2 separate regions of the Homo sapiens genome follow, and region 2 is linked to region 1. A link is a contact called in ENCODE Hi-C or POLR2A ChIA-PET data. All regions are on one chromosome and are shown on one strand. The core of a region is the stretch at or near the end of the contact, and the rest is flanking DNA. Distances in the headings are between cores, read along the strand shown. Region 1 holds the start of THEM4 (thioesterase superfamily member 4). Region 2 holds the start of ILF2 (interleukin enhancer binding factor 2).

What was found. A loop is a pair of places that touch in the nucleus more often than their neighbours do. ChIA-PET counts read pairs that join two places held with the same protein, here RNA polymerase II (POLR2A). Pooled maps may share reads with other maps.
Region 2: a pooled map shows a loop between it and region 1 (6-fold over the local background). The contact joins the promoter of ILF2 here to the promoter of THEM4 in region 1. A Hi-C loop is called at or near these places in 4 of 50 pooled maps. POLR2A ChIA-PET finds 5 or more read pairs at or near these places in 2 of 52 experiments (GM10248 and H1).

What each region holds. Positions count from the first base shown.
Region 1 is chr1:151,905,927-151,911,830 of GRCh38, forward strand. THEM4 (thioesterase superfamily member 4) reads right to left here and starts at 3,585. Exons shown (of 6, transcript NM_053055.5): 1 at 3,434-3,585. The coding sequence starts at 3,532. RefSeq lists enhancers at 331-870, 3,862-3,981, 3,970-4,557 and a silencer at 3,312-3,621.
Region 2 is chr1:153,668,124-153,674,027 of GRCh38, forward strand. It overlaps ILF2 (interleukin enhancer binding factor 2), which reads right to left and starts at 2,870. Exons shown (of 14, transcript NM_004515.4): 1 at 2,795-2,870; 2 at 2,048-2,107; 3 at 1,713-1,755; 4 at 330-434. The coding sequence starts at 2,799. It overlaps TRX-CAT1-1 (tRNA-iMet (anticodon CAT) 1-1), which reads left to right and starts at 3,127; the gene lies at 3,127-3,198. RefSeq lists a silencer at 2,890-3,269 and enhancers at 3,310-3,449, 4,000-4,079, 4,090-4,139.

The DNA.
Region 1 (5,904 bases), core at 2,335-4,834:
CCTGGGCTGCATAAGCAAGGGTCATAGTGAGAGGTGACAGTGTGCTGGAAGTCCTCACAGCCCTCGCTCCCTCTCGGCGCCTCCTCTGCCTGGGCTCCCACTTTGGCGGCACTTCAGGAGCCCTTCAGCCCACTGCTGCACTGTGGGAGCGCCTTTCTGGGCTGGCCAAGGCCAGAGCCGGCTCCCTCAGCTTGCAGGAAGGTGTGGAGGGAGAGGCGCGAGCAGGAACCAGGGCTGCGCGGGGTGCTTGTGGACCAGCTGGAGTTCCAGGTGGGTGTGGGCTTGGCGGGCCCTGCACTCGGAGCAGCCAGCCGGCCCTGCCGGCCCCACGCAATGAGGGGCTTAGCACCCGGGCCAGTGGCTGCAGAGGGTGTACTGGGTCCCCCAGCAGTGCCGGCCCACTGGCGCTGCGCTCGATTTCTCACTGGGCCTTACCTGCCTTCTGGCGGGGCAGGGCTCGGGACCTGCAGCCTGCCATGCCTGAGCCTCCCACGCCCTCCGTGGGCTCCTGCACGGCCCGAGCCTCCCTGATGAGTGCTGCCCCCTGCTCCACGGCGCCCAGTCCCATCGAGCACCCAAGGGCTGAGGAGTGTGGGCACACAGCGTGGGACTGGCAGGCAGTTCCACCTGCAGCCCCAGTGCGAGATCCACTGGGTGAAGCCAGCTGGGCTCCTGAGTCTAGTGGGAACTTGGAGAACCTTTATGTCTAGCTAAAGGACTGTAAATACACCAATCGGCACTCTGTATCTAGCTCAAGGTTTATAAACACACCAATCAGCACCCTATGTCTAGCTCAGGGGTTGTGAATGCACCAATCGACACTCTGTATCTAGCTACTCTGGTGGGGACTGGGAGAACCTTTGTGTTGACACTCTGTATCTAGCTAATCTGGTGTGGACGTGGAGAACCTTTGTGTCTAGCTCAGGGATTGTAAATGCACCAATCAGGGCCCTGTCAAAACAGACCACTTGGCTCTACCAATCAGCAGGATGTGGGTGGGGCCAGATAAGAGAATAAAAGCAGGCTGCCCAAGCCAGCAGTGGCAACCCGCTCGGGTCCCCTTCCACACTGTGGAAGCTTTGTTCTTTCGCTCTTTGCAATAAATCTTGCTGCTGCTCACTCTTTGGGTCCACACTGCCTTTATGAGCTGTAACACTCACCGCGAAGGTCTGCAGCTTCACTCCTGAAGCCAACGAGACCACAAACCCACCGGGAGGAACGAACAACTCCAGACGTGCTGCCTTAAGAGCTATAACACTCACCACGAAGGTCCGCAATTTCACTCTTGAGCCAGCAAGACCATGAACCCACCAGAAGGAAGAAACTCTGAACACATCCGAACATCAGAAGGAACAAACGCCGGACATGCCGCCTTTAAGAACTATAACACTCACCACGAGGGTCCGTGGCTTCTTTCTTGAAGTCAGTGAGACCAAGAACCCATCAATTCCGACACAGTATGTAATCCTGAATTATGCACCTGTCACAATTTGATGAATTAATTGCCTTTGTGCTGCCTCTGTATCCTTGCTTTCACGCCACTATGCTTCACGCCACTGTAAGCTTGTTTCAAGCTAGCCCACCCCCTTTTAAAAGTGTGTATTAAAGTCAAGTGCTGTCTTTGTTCTGGGCCCAGCTTTTGGATGTTAGTCCGCTGGGTCTGAGTGCACTCAATAAAGTTCTCCTGTCTCACCCCATGGCCTCTCCAGTCCTCCTTCATTCCTGCAACAGAAGGATGAGTGAAATGGGGACTCAAAACCTCTCACTTTCATTTCTGAGCCTTTTGGTCTTATGGCATTCCTCTTCTTTTTGGGGGGACAGCAACGGCACCTATTTTTCTTTTTACGATACTGGAGGTGGTCCACACCCACCCCAATGGTCACCAGTGCACTCACAAGACAGTTGGGTGGGGTAGCTCCCTGGCCCCACTTCTTTACTGGCTGGGGTGCATGGTGGTGTCTGCAGCATGTGTGTGTGGTGTCCAGTAGCCACACAGGGCATAAATGAGCCACAGCCACTGCCCAGGCTCCAAGGCGCCGGCATGGCTGGCTGGCGTTCCCTACCAGGTGCCTGCAGTCTCCCCCTCCCCATTCCAGGGAGTCTAGCTCTGTCCCACAGCAATTAAGCTCCTCTCTCTGGTGGAGGAACCATTTGCATAGGAATAAGAGGTTCTTCCCCCAGGCATCCTTATCTCCTCTCCAACCCATCAGCAGTATACTTTTAAAGGAGGTTTTTCTTTTCCTTTTGGAAGACGTTTTGCTCTTTTGGGAATGATGAGGATTACCGTTTATATTTTCTGTAAAGTTTTGTGCGAAAGGATTTGTGAGGTAAGTCGTAAGCTGTAGCCAATCTGTGTGTTTTGCATGTCTTTCTGTATGCTCCACAGCAAACTTCGCTGCAGGCCTCCATCTTGTTTTACGTCCTTGGGGGCGTGGCCTGTAACCCCATTGCATAGCTTCGTTTAGCCCGGCATGGCCCAGATTCATCCTGGCTTAGGGAATGAGTCCTTTCTGGTTTGGTATCTGTATGCCCTTTCGCTATTTGTCGATTCCCCTGCCCTCCACCAACCACCTTGGATTTTCCTTTCTCTGAGCCTTTAAGTAAAGTTTGAAAGCCAGAAATATTGGCCGCTTGGTGGAGCTAAAGTTAGATAATAAGGGTGTTAAAAGAATTTTCTTAAGGAGTGCTCAGCTTAATTAAAAGTAGATATCTAAGTTGTAATTATATTTATAAGGCCTTTATGTTTTCCTTTTCTTGGACCTTATTTTGCTGGAAAAAGTGTTTCTTTGCGGTCGACTGAGTTATTTTTCTCCATTTTGCCTTGCCACTTTTAATGCCTGCATAAGAGGGGCGATCTCTGTTTTCCTCATGGAACCCCAGGAATTAAAAGCAGATAGATCCCTCTCCCTGTGATGAAAGATCTTATGGCAACTGGGTTTTCTTCTGCCTGTCTGTGTAGTTATATATGTGTTGTGTGTGATGTCTATAAAAAGATCTCTAATTAATTGACCTAAAGGAAGATAAGCGTTTGGATCAAATATTTTTTTAAAGGGAAGATAAAAGCTGTGGTATCTTTTAGTTCACGTCACTTTAATCTTTGAAAAATAAAAACAGCCTCAAATATTATTGGTAAAATACAGATGTTGTCAAAATATAAATAGACAGACTAAATTATGCAGTTCAGGTAGCGCCCTGCCGACCCTGTCTCTTAAAAAACAAAAAAACGGGGTCACCTTTCCATCCCTTTTCTAACGGTTTGAATCTCAGGACTGTATTCCTAGGCCCCTGTTGCTTATGCTGCCCTGTGGTGCCCAGGTGAGCTTTTATTCTGAGATTGGCTGGTTGGGGTATGGATAACAATCGAAGGCTCTGTTACCGCAGGCGTGTTTCTGAGTCCTGCTCCCGCCCCATGCCCGAGGGTGCCCAGACTCACCAGCTCGGGTCGCGGCTCGCTTCCCGGCAGGCGCCGGCCTACTGGCGGCAGGCACAGAGCCCCCAGCGTGCGGAGGCGCGCGGCGCAGCTCCTCAGCATGGCTCCGGGCCGCGGGGCCGCGCTTGCTCTAGCCCTGGACGGCGCACTCTACCTCCGCCACAAGAGCGCGCGTGCGAGTTAACCCCTGGGGTGGACGCAGGGCGGGGCTTGGGGAGGAGGCGGTGCGCACTACTGGCGGCTGGCTGGCCGGGGTGTGAGGCCGGCGGGGTCCGGGTAGGGCATCGCTGTTGAGTCTATCTTCTGGTTCCGGCCTTTTCTTTCCGAAGACCTCCCGCTGCGGCCAACAGCCGGGCCACTTCCGGGGCTTCTCAAAGGCAAGAGGAGCGCGGCCGGAGCGGATCCCGGTTATCGCCTTGGGCCCCTCAGCCCCTCAGCCCCGGAACCCGCGCGCCGACTGGAGGCTTTGCGGTCATCCTTCCCACATGACCCAGGGCGTACGCAGTGCTCCGTGTCCCCAAGTAGTTATCCCTCCCCCGGAAGACTGAAGTCCCTGGGGCGGGTAGGAGCGCACGCTAGGAGTAGTATGAATAAAGTGTTTTCTTGGAGGTCATGGGCAAGTCTCTGGACAGGGTTGATAGTGCTGATTTATAGAGGGCAGTCTGGGCACAAAGAGCATTTATACGATCGAAAAGCTGCTTTCCCTGCCAACAGCCCCATACCCTCCCCAGGAGCGCGCTTACGCCTTAAAAGACTCTTTTGTTATGTAAACTGACAGTTAAATTAAACGAAGGTAATGGATACTAAAGGCGTAACAGGTATTGTAACTATTTTACTGTTATCGATGCTTTTGAGGTTACTTACCTCGCTTGTATTCGTATGGTGGGAATACTAGGCGCATACCTTCTGAGCTTCGAATTCAGTAACCTCACTGGGACCTTGAAATCGGACTGGGTTGGAGTATTCCCATTACTCAGATAATGCAAATCCGGGCCATCATACCCCTTTATTTTTAAATGCTTACCAGTATGCCATAGCCCTAGTCCATCCTAAGGTGAAGACTCTAATGGGTTTTTTTTGAGACAGAGTCTCGCAGAGATACTGCTATTGCACTTCAGCCTGGGCAACATACTGATGCCCCATCTCAAAAAAGCAATAAATTAAAAAGAAAACTCGAATGACCTGAATGCATTAGATATTTTGCCTTGATTCCTTTCCCATGAACAACTCCAGCAGTTTGTCAGTAGGTAAGAACACCTAGATACATTTTAAGCCTACACTATTAACTGGGGGAAGGTGTAACATTCTGAGAGAAAGGGAATTGGGGAGAGAAGGCAATGCAGTTAGGAGGGGCCCCTTGGAATCCTAGAGCTACTGAACCGAAGATCAGGCATAAAGGATGGTTGTTGAGATTCTGTAATTCTAAGAGGTTGTATTCTGATATCTCCTAAGCACCCCCCCCAACCTCCCACATTCCCTTTATCTCAGTTGTCTTCCTTTTTAATATATTAATAGTATTGCAGTTTCCTGGTGGCAGGGATGGGGTCAGATTGCCTTATTAATTGTAACAACGTGCACGTAGTGCTTGAATACTTACTTAGCAGCAAGAATCCAAAGTATCTTTGGTGTCTGTTGTCTTCCCATGTTGTGCGTGCAGATGGAGGCACGAGCATAACGTAAATCTCTAAAATTGAGATGACTACTGTTAATGAATAGAAAAGTTTATTCAGGTAACTTAAAATTGCATCTATTTACAATTTACAGTGTAGTCAAATCAATCAATACCTATAGACTTCAACCCTGCTAAGATTGTCTATATGATTAATGTACCAATAGCTCACCTAACAGCTTCCTTTTGTTTTTTTGAGATGGAGTCTCACTCTGTTGCCCAGGCTGGAAGTGCAGTGGCATGATCTTGGCTCACTGCAACCTCTGCCTCCAGGGTTCAAGCGATTCTCCCTGCCTCAACCTCCCGAGTAGGTGGGATTACAGGCGCGTGCCACCACATCTGGCTAATTTTTATATTTTTGGTAGAGACGGGGTTTCACCCTGTTGGCCAGGCTGGTCTTGAACTCCTGACCTCAAGTGATCTGCCTGCCTCCCAAAGTGCTGGGATTACCAGCATGAGCCACTGCACTCGGCACCTATCAGCTTCTTAAAAGACCTTAGACTTAGGGCAATTAGAGGTCAGTTACACTGAGTTTAAACTTCATTAAATTTTAACTCTAAATTTTTCAAGTAGCGGCAGTGCATTTAGTTAAGTCATCCACACTCTTGCATGGCTTACTCTGGGATATTCGTGTTGACAGCACATATAAAATGTCTGGTCAGATTTGGAAGAGGAAGGGCAGGTTACAGTCTAGAAATAGGATTGATAGGCTATGGAAGTGAAGGAGTTTGAAGCTTGTATGGTTTAGGCAAGGAACAAATGTTCAATCTTGATAGAACTAGGCTTCGAATAAGCCAATGGTATG
Region 2 (5,904 bases), core at 1,620-4,119, 1.8 Mb after region 1:
AATTTCTCAGAATTTGAATATTTTCTCCTAATCCCTTCCATACAAGCTGACTCAATACTGACATAGGGCTTTAAAAACACTTCATTCTGGCCTTGAATATATGGGAAGAGAACAACTCTTTGTCCCCAGTAAAAATAAGAATGCATATGTAATTTGTTTATATATCCACCTGGCTATCTCCACCCACAATGAGAAATAAGGAGAACAATTAAACCCTTTGTGGATTTCAGGCTCTGTTAACACCATTCTTAACCTTACCAACAGTTACTCTTTACCAATACTTTTAACTGCTTTAGAGACATTTCTGGAAGACAGCCAAAAGAACATACCTGTTCAGCAGAATTGGGAGCCAGGTCCTGATTCCTCTTCAGCAAGGCCTCACTGAAGGAAGTTTCATCAGGTGCTGGCTTGACCCGGGGAAAGGCCATTTCACACTAAACCAGAAGTAAACAACTACATTCTATTTGCCGAAGATAATATACAGGAGAGATTGTTTTTTCTATTACTACGACAGAAAAAGGTTAAAAACAGAAAATTCTACACTTGTTTTTACTGCTTAATTTGTTCAATTAGCTGGGCGTGGTGGCTCACACCTGTAATCCCAGCTACTTGGGAGGCTGAGGTGATAGCTGGGCGTGGTGGCTCACACCTGTAATCCCAGCTACTTGGGAGGCTGAGGTGAGAGAATCCCTTGAACACAGGAAGCGAGGTTGCAGTGAGCCAAGATCGCGCCATTGCAACTCCAGCCTGGGCAACAGAGTGAGACCCTGCCTCAAAAAAAAAAATTTATTCAAAGGCCAGGCACAGTGGGTCACGCACACCTGTAATCCCAGCACCGTGGGAGGCTGAGGTGGGCAGATCACTTGAGGTCAGGAGTTCAAGATCAGCCTGGGCAACATGGTGAAACCCCGTCTCTACTAAACAGACATACAAAAATTAGCTGGGCATGGTGGCAGGTGCCTGTAATCCCAACTACTCAGGAGGCTGAGGCAGGAGAATCGTTTGAACCCTGGAGGCAGAGGTCCTGATTCCTCTGCCTCCCAGGTTCAGTGCAGTGAGCCAAGATTGCACCACTGCACTCCAGCCTGGGTGACAGAGTGAGACTGTCTCAAAAAAAATAAAAAGTTCAAACAAGGATAAAAGCTGGAATAGCCATAATTTAAGCTATCACTATCTTTATAGTAACAGATATACCATAAATACAATTACTTGTTCAGAACAAAGATTATAATCATGTTTAATGCCAACAGTAGCCAAGGAATTATTCTCCCCACCATGCTTACACTGTTTCTGTATGTAAAGCAACACACAGTTGACTCAAAACCCCAAATCTTTTCACAAATCACTTTCCCTCCCTATTTCAACCATCTTTTTTTTTTTGTAGTGGTGCCATCTTGGTTCACTGCAACCTCCGCGTCCCGGGTTCAAGCAATTCTCCTGCTTCAGCCTCCCAAGTAGCTGGGATTAGACACATGCCCAGCCAACTTTTTTATTTTTAGTAGAGACGGGGTTTCACCATATTGGCCAGGCTAGTCTCAAACTCCTGACCTTCAGGTAATCCATCTGCCTCGGCCTCCCAAAGTGCTGAGATTACAGGCGTGAGGCACTGTGTCTGCCCTCTTCAACCACCATCTAACTTCATTAACTGGGAGATACTGGGCTCCATTTCAACAGTGACCAGAAAATGTGTATCATTAACCCAAGGTACTCACCAAATAGAAGTCAAATGGGATATGTGGTACAAAGGGCCTGAACCTAAAACATGAAAAACAGCCAAATTATTCCCTAGGTAGGAATCAAGCGAGATGTAAATAACACGCCAACAATTTTGAAAACATGTCAGTCCTCAGAATGAGTGACAAAGTCTCCGGGGAGGGAAAGAATCATTCTTAGCATAGTGGGGCCAAATTCATTTAACAGGAGTGCAGGAAAAGACCACAGTTGGCTCTCGCAAAACCAAGTGACATTAGTCTACTCTAAAACTCCTATTTAGATGACAAGCAGAAACTAACAACCAAGTGCAGAGATGCTAAAAGCTGGTACTCACCCTCCTCCTGGGCCTCCTCTGGAACCAAAGCGCCCACCACGACCACGGCCTCTGTCACCCCTAGAAATGCAGATTTTATTTTGACCTCATTGAAGGAATACCCACCGGCCATATCATCTTAGGTTGGCTACTTTCATCCCTCGGAACCTCCCAACGGTAGGCAAGAGACCCCACTCACACTTACACTTGTCCCCATTCCAAATGGTGCCCAGTTACACCCCCATAACCTCCTCTAAGTTAATCCAACCCCCATCAAGTAATGATGGGGCTCAGTGAGCCCTACACTTAATAACCCATAATCCTGGGCCACACGAATCCTAATACTTCGGAGGCTAAAGATTGCTCATTTCTTCACTAAGGTACACATTTATCGGGCGTGTCCTAATGTCAAGGCCTTCGCACTGAGGATGAATGCGGCTCGCTCCAGCATTCTCAGCCCGGATGACGGGGGCGGGGGAAAGGTGGGGAGCTCCTCCAGGGGCTTGAGGACACCCCCTCATCGCAACCCTTCAGAGACAAAGGTGTCGAACCCCCCTCCCCACTCCTGGGCCCGAACCCCATCCCGGGCCCAAGTTTCCCCGCCTCTACCGGCCTCCATCTCTCCCACTATCCTAGACCAGGAGTTCTCAGGTTTTTGGCCAGCCCCCGGATACATGGCCCTTTCTGATACTCCGACTTCTTTCGGCCCACGTTCACAAAGTTTTCCGTCGAATACCTGAAACCTTTCGACCGCTTCGACCCACTTACCTCATGGCGCCTTAAAACACGAACAATGGAGGCCGCACCAACCGCCCCTTCCTCTGAGTAGCAGACAACTGAAGAGGCGTCTTGCCGGCGTGTCCCAATAAAACCCGGTGCGATTGGCTCCCGCCTTACCCCATCGCTTATGCCTATTGGCTTACTTTGTCAAACCGGGCTTATGAACCAATAAAAAACGCCTACTGTGTCAGGAACTAGCCAATAAGAACTGGTTCTATAGTAATGACGAATTTTTGATCAGACATTAGGTGGCACTAAAGAAGTCAGGACAACGACTACGTAGTGTTCTATAACAATCATGAGAAATTTTAGTTCTAGATAGCAGAGTGGCGCAGCGGAAGCGTGCTGGGCCCATAACCCAGAGGTCGATGGATCGAAACCATCCTCTGCTATCGGAGTTTTTTCATTGCCCTGTACGGCATACGTAATCTACGTTTCTTTAGTGAAGGAAAATATCTTGCCAATTTTCCTACCTCAAAAATGCAACCAATATCAGCTATTTTTGCCACTAGCAGTTGAAGTTGATGGGGAAAAGGGAGTTTAGGCAACTATGAACACTGCACGTCTACAAACTCGAAGCAGGAGAAACAGGTTTTAGATAGGAGAGGAGTATATTGATTGAATTAGTGTGGAAAACATGGTTTTCCATGTCCATGGAAACAGGTGATCCACCCGCCTCAGCTTCCGAAAGTGCTGGGATTACCGGCGTGAGCCACAGCGCCCAGCTTGGTTACATAAATTCTTTAGTGGTGATTTGTGAGATTTTGGTGCACTCATCACCCGAGCAGTATACACTGAACCCAACTTGTAGACTTTTATCCCTCACCTACCTCCCTTCCATAAGTACTTTTTCGATATTTAATTTACTACAGCAGAACGTAAACATCTTAAGTCTAAACGTATTCTGGCCACGTAACCACCATCCAGATTAAAATAAATATTATTAATTTTTAAAAAACAAGCAAACAAAAAGCGGACCGAGTGCGGTGGCTTGTGGCCACCCAGCACTGTGGGAGGCCGAGACGGGTGGATCACCCGAGGTCAGGAGTTCGAGATCAGCCTGGCCAACATGGTGAAACTCCGTCTCTACTAAAAATACAAAAATTAGCCGGCGTGCTGGCGGGCGCCTGTAATTCCAGTTACTCAGGAGGCTGAGGCAGGAGAATCTCTTGAATCCGGGAGGCGGAGGTTGCAGTGAGCTGAGATGGCGCCACTGCACCCCAGCCTGGGCGATAGAGGGAGACTCCGTTTAAAAAAAAAAAAATCTTACTTGAGGTTTGTTGAGCTTCTTGAATCAATGGCTTCAGGTTTGTCGTCCATTTATTAAATTTATCAGCTATTATCTCTTCAAGTATTAGTTTTACCTATTATTTCCCTCGTTCCTGAACTCCAAATAAAGACGGGTTAGACTTTTCCCCCAGTAATCTCTTTGTCTCTTACCCTCTCTTCTATTATTTCATTTTATTTAGACACAGGGTCTCACTCTGTTGCCCAGGCTGGAGTGCAGTGGTGCACCATCATAGCTCACTGCAGCCTCAACCTCCTGGCCTCAAGAGACTCTCCCATTTCGGCCTCCCTAGTAGTTGGGACTACTCAAAGGCACAGGCCACACCACTCCGAGCTAATTTTATTTTTTTTTTTGAGATGGAGTCTCCCAGGCTGCAGTGCAGTGGCGCTATTTCAGCTCACTGCAACCTCCGCCTCCCCGGTTCAAGCGATTCTCCTGCCTCAGCCTCCCGAGTAGCTGGGACTACAGGCGCCCGCCACCACGCCCAGCTAATTTTTTTTTTTTTGTATTTTTAGTAGAGACGGGGTTTCGCGGTGTTAGCGAGGATGGTCACCATCTCTTGATCTAGTGATCTGCCCGCCTCGGCCTCCCAAAGTGCTGGGATTACAGACGTGAGCCACCATGCCCGGCCCTGCCCAGCTAATTTTTGTATTTTTAGTAGACATGGGGTTTCACCATGTTGGCCAGACTGGTCTCAAACTCCTGACCTCAGGTGATCCTCCTGCCTCTGTCTCCTAAAGTGCTGGGATTACAGGTGTGAGCCACCTCCTTTGGCCCCGGGCTTACTTATTTATTTATTTTTGTAGAGATGGGGTACTTTATATGTTGTCAAGGCTAGTCTTTGTTTTGTTTTTGTTTTTGTTTTTGTTTTTGTTTTTGTTTTTGTTTTTTTTGAGACAGAGTTTCGCTCTTGTTGCCCAGGCTGGAGTGCAATGCGTGATCTTGGCTCACAAACTCTGCCTCCCAGGTCCAAGTGATTCTCCTGCCTCAGCCTCCCGAGTAGCTGGGATTACAGGCATGCACCACCATGCCTGGATAATTTTGTATTTTTAGTAGAGACAGGGTTTCTCCATGTTGCTCAAGCTAGTTTCGAACTCCCAACCTCAGGTGATCCACCCACCTCGGCCTCCCAAAGTGCTGGGATTACAGGCATGAGCCACTGCAAAGGCCTTTTACCCTCTCTTTTTATGCTTTTCATTCCTTTTTATCCATTCTTCATTTTAGGTAGTTTCTGCTGTCCTTTCTTCCAATTTATTACTTGCTCCTCAGTTTAGTCTAACATAGTATTAAATCTATCATTTGGTTCTTAATTTTGGTCTTTTAATATTTTGGGTCTGTATTATTATTATTTTTGAGACAGGGTCTCACTCCTGTTGCCCAGGCTGGAGTTCAGTGGCATAAACACAGCTCACTGAAGCCTCAACCTCTTGGGCTCAAGCGATCCTCCTGTGTCAACCTCCAGAGTAGCTCGGACTATAGGCATATGTCACCACACCCAACTAATTTTTTAATTTTTGGTAGAGATAAGGTCTCACTATGTTGCCTAAGCTGGTCTCCAACTCCTGGGCTCTAGTGATCCTCACCTCAGCCTCCCAAAGTTCTGGGATTACAGATGTGAGGCACCAAGCAGGACCTTAGATTTTCTATTTATTCTACTCCCAGGTTGCCCCTAGGAGTGCAGCCTTTTGAGATCCTAGCCCAAAACACGAAGGTGGTTTACCAAGGTTATCACCTTTGGGGACATTTGGACTCCTTTTTTTTTTTTTTTTTTTGAGAGTGAGTTTCCCCCTATTGCCCAGGCTGGAGTGCA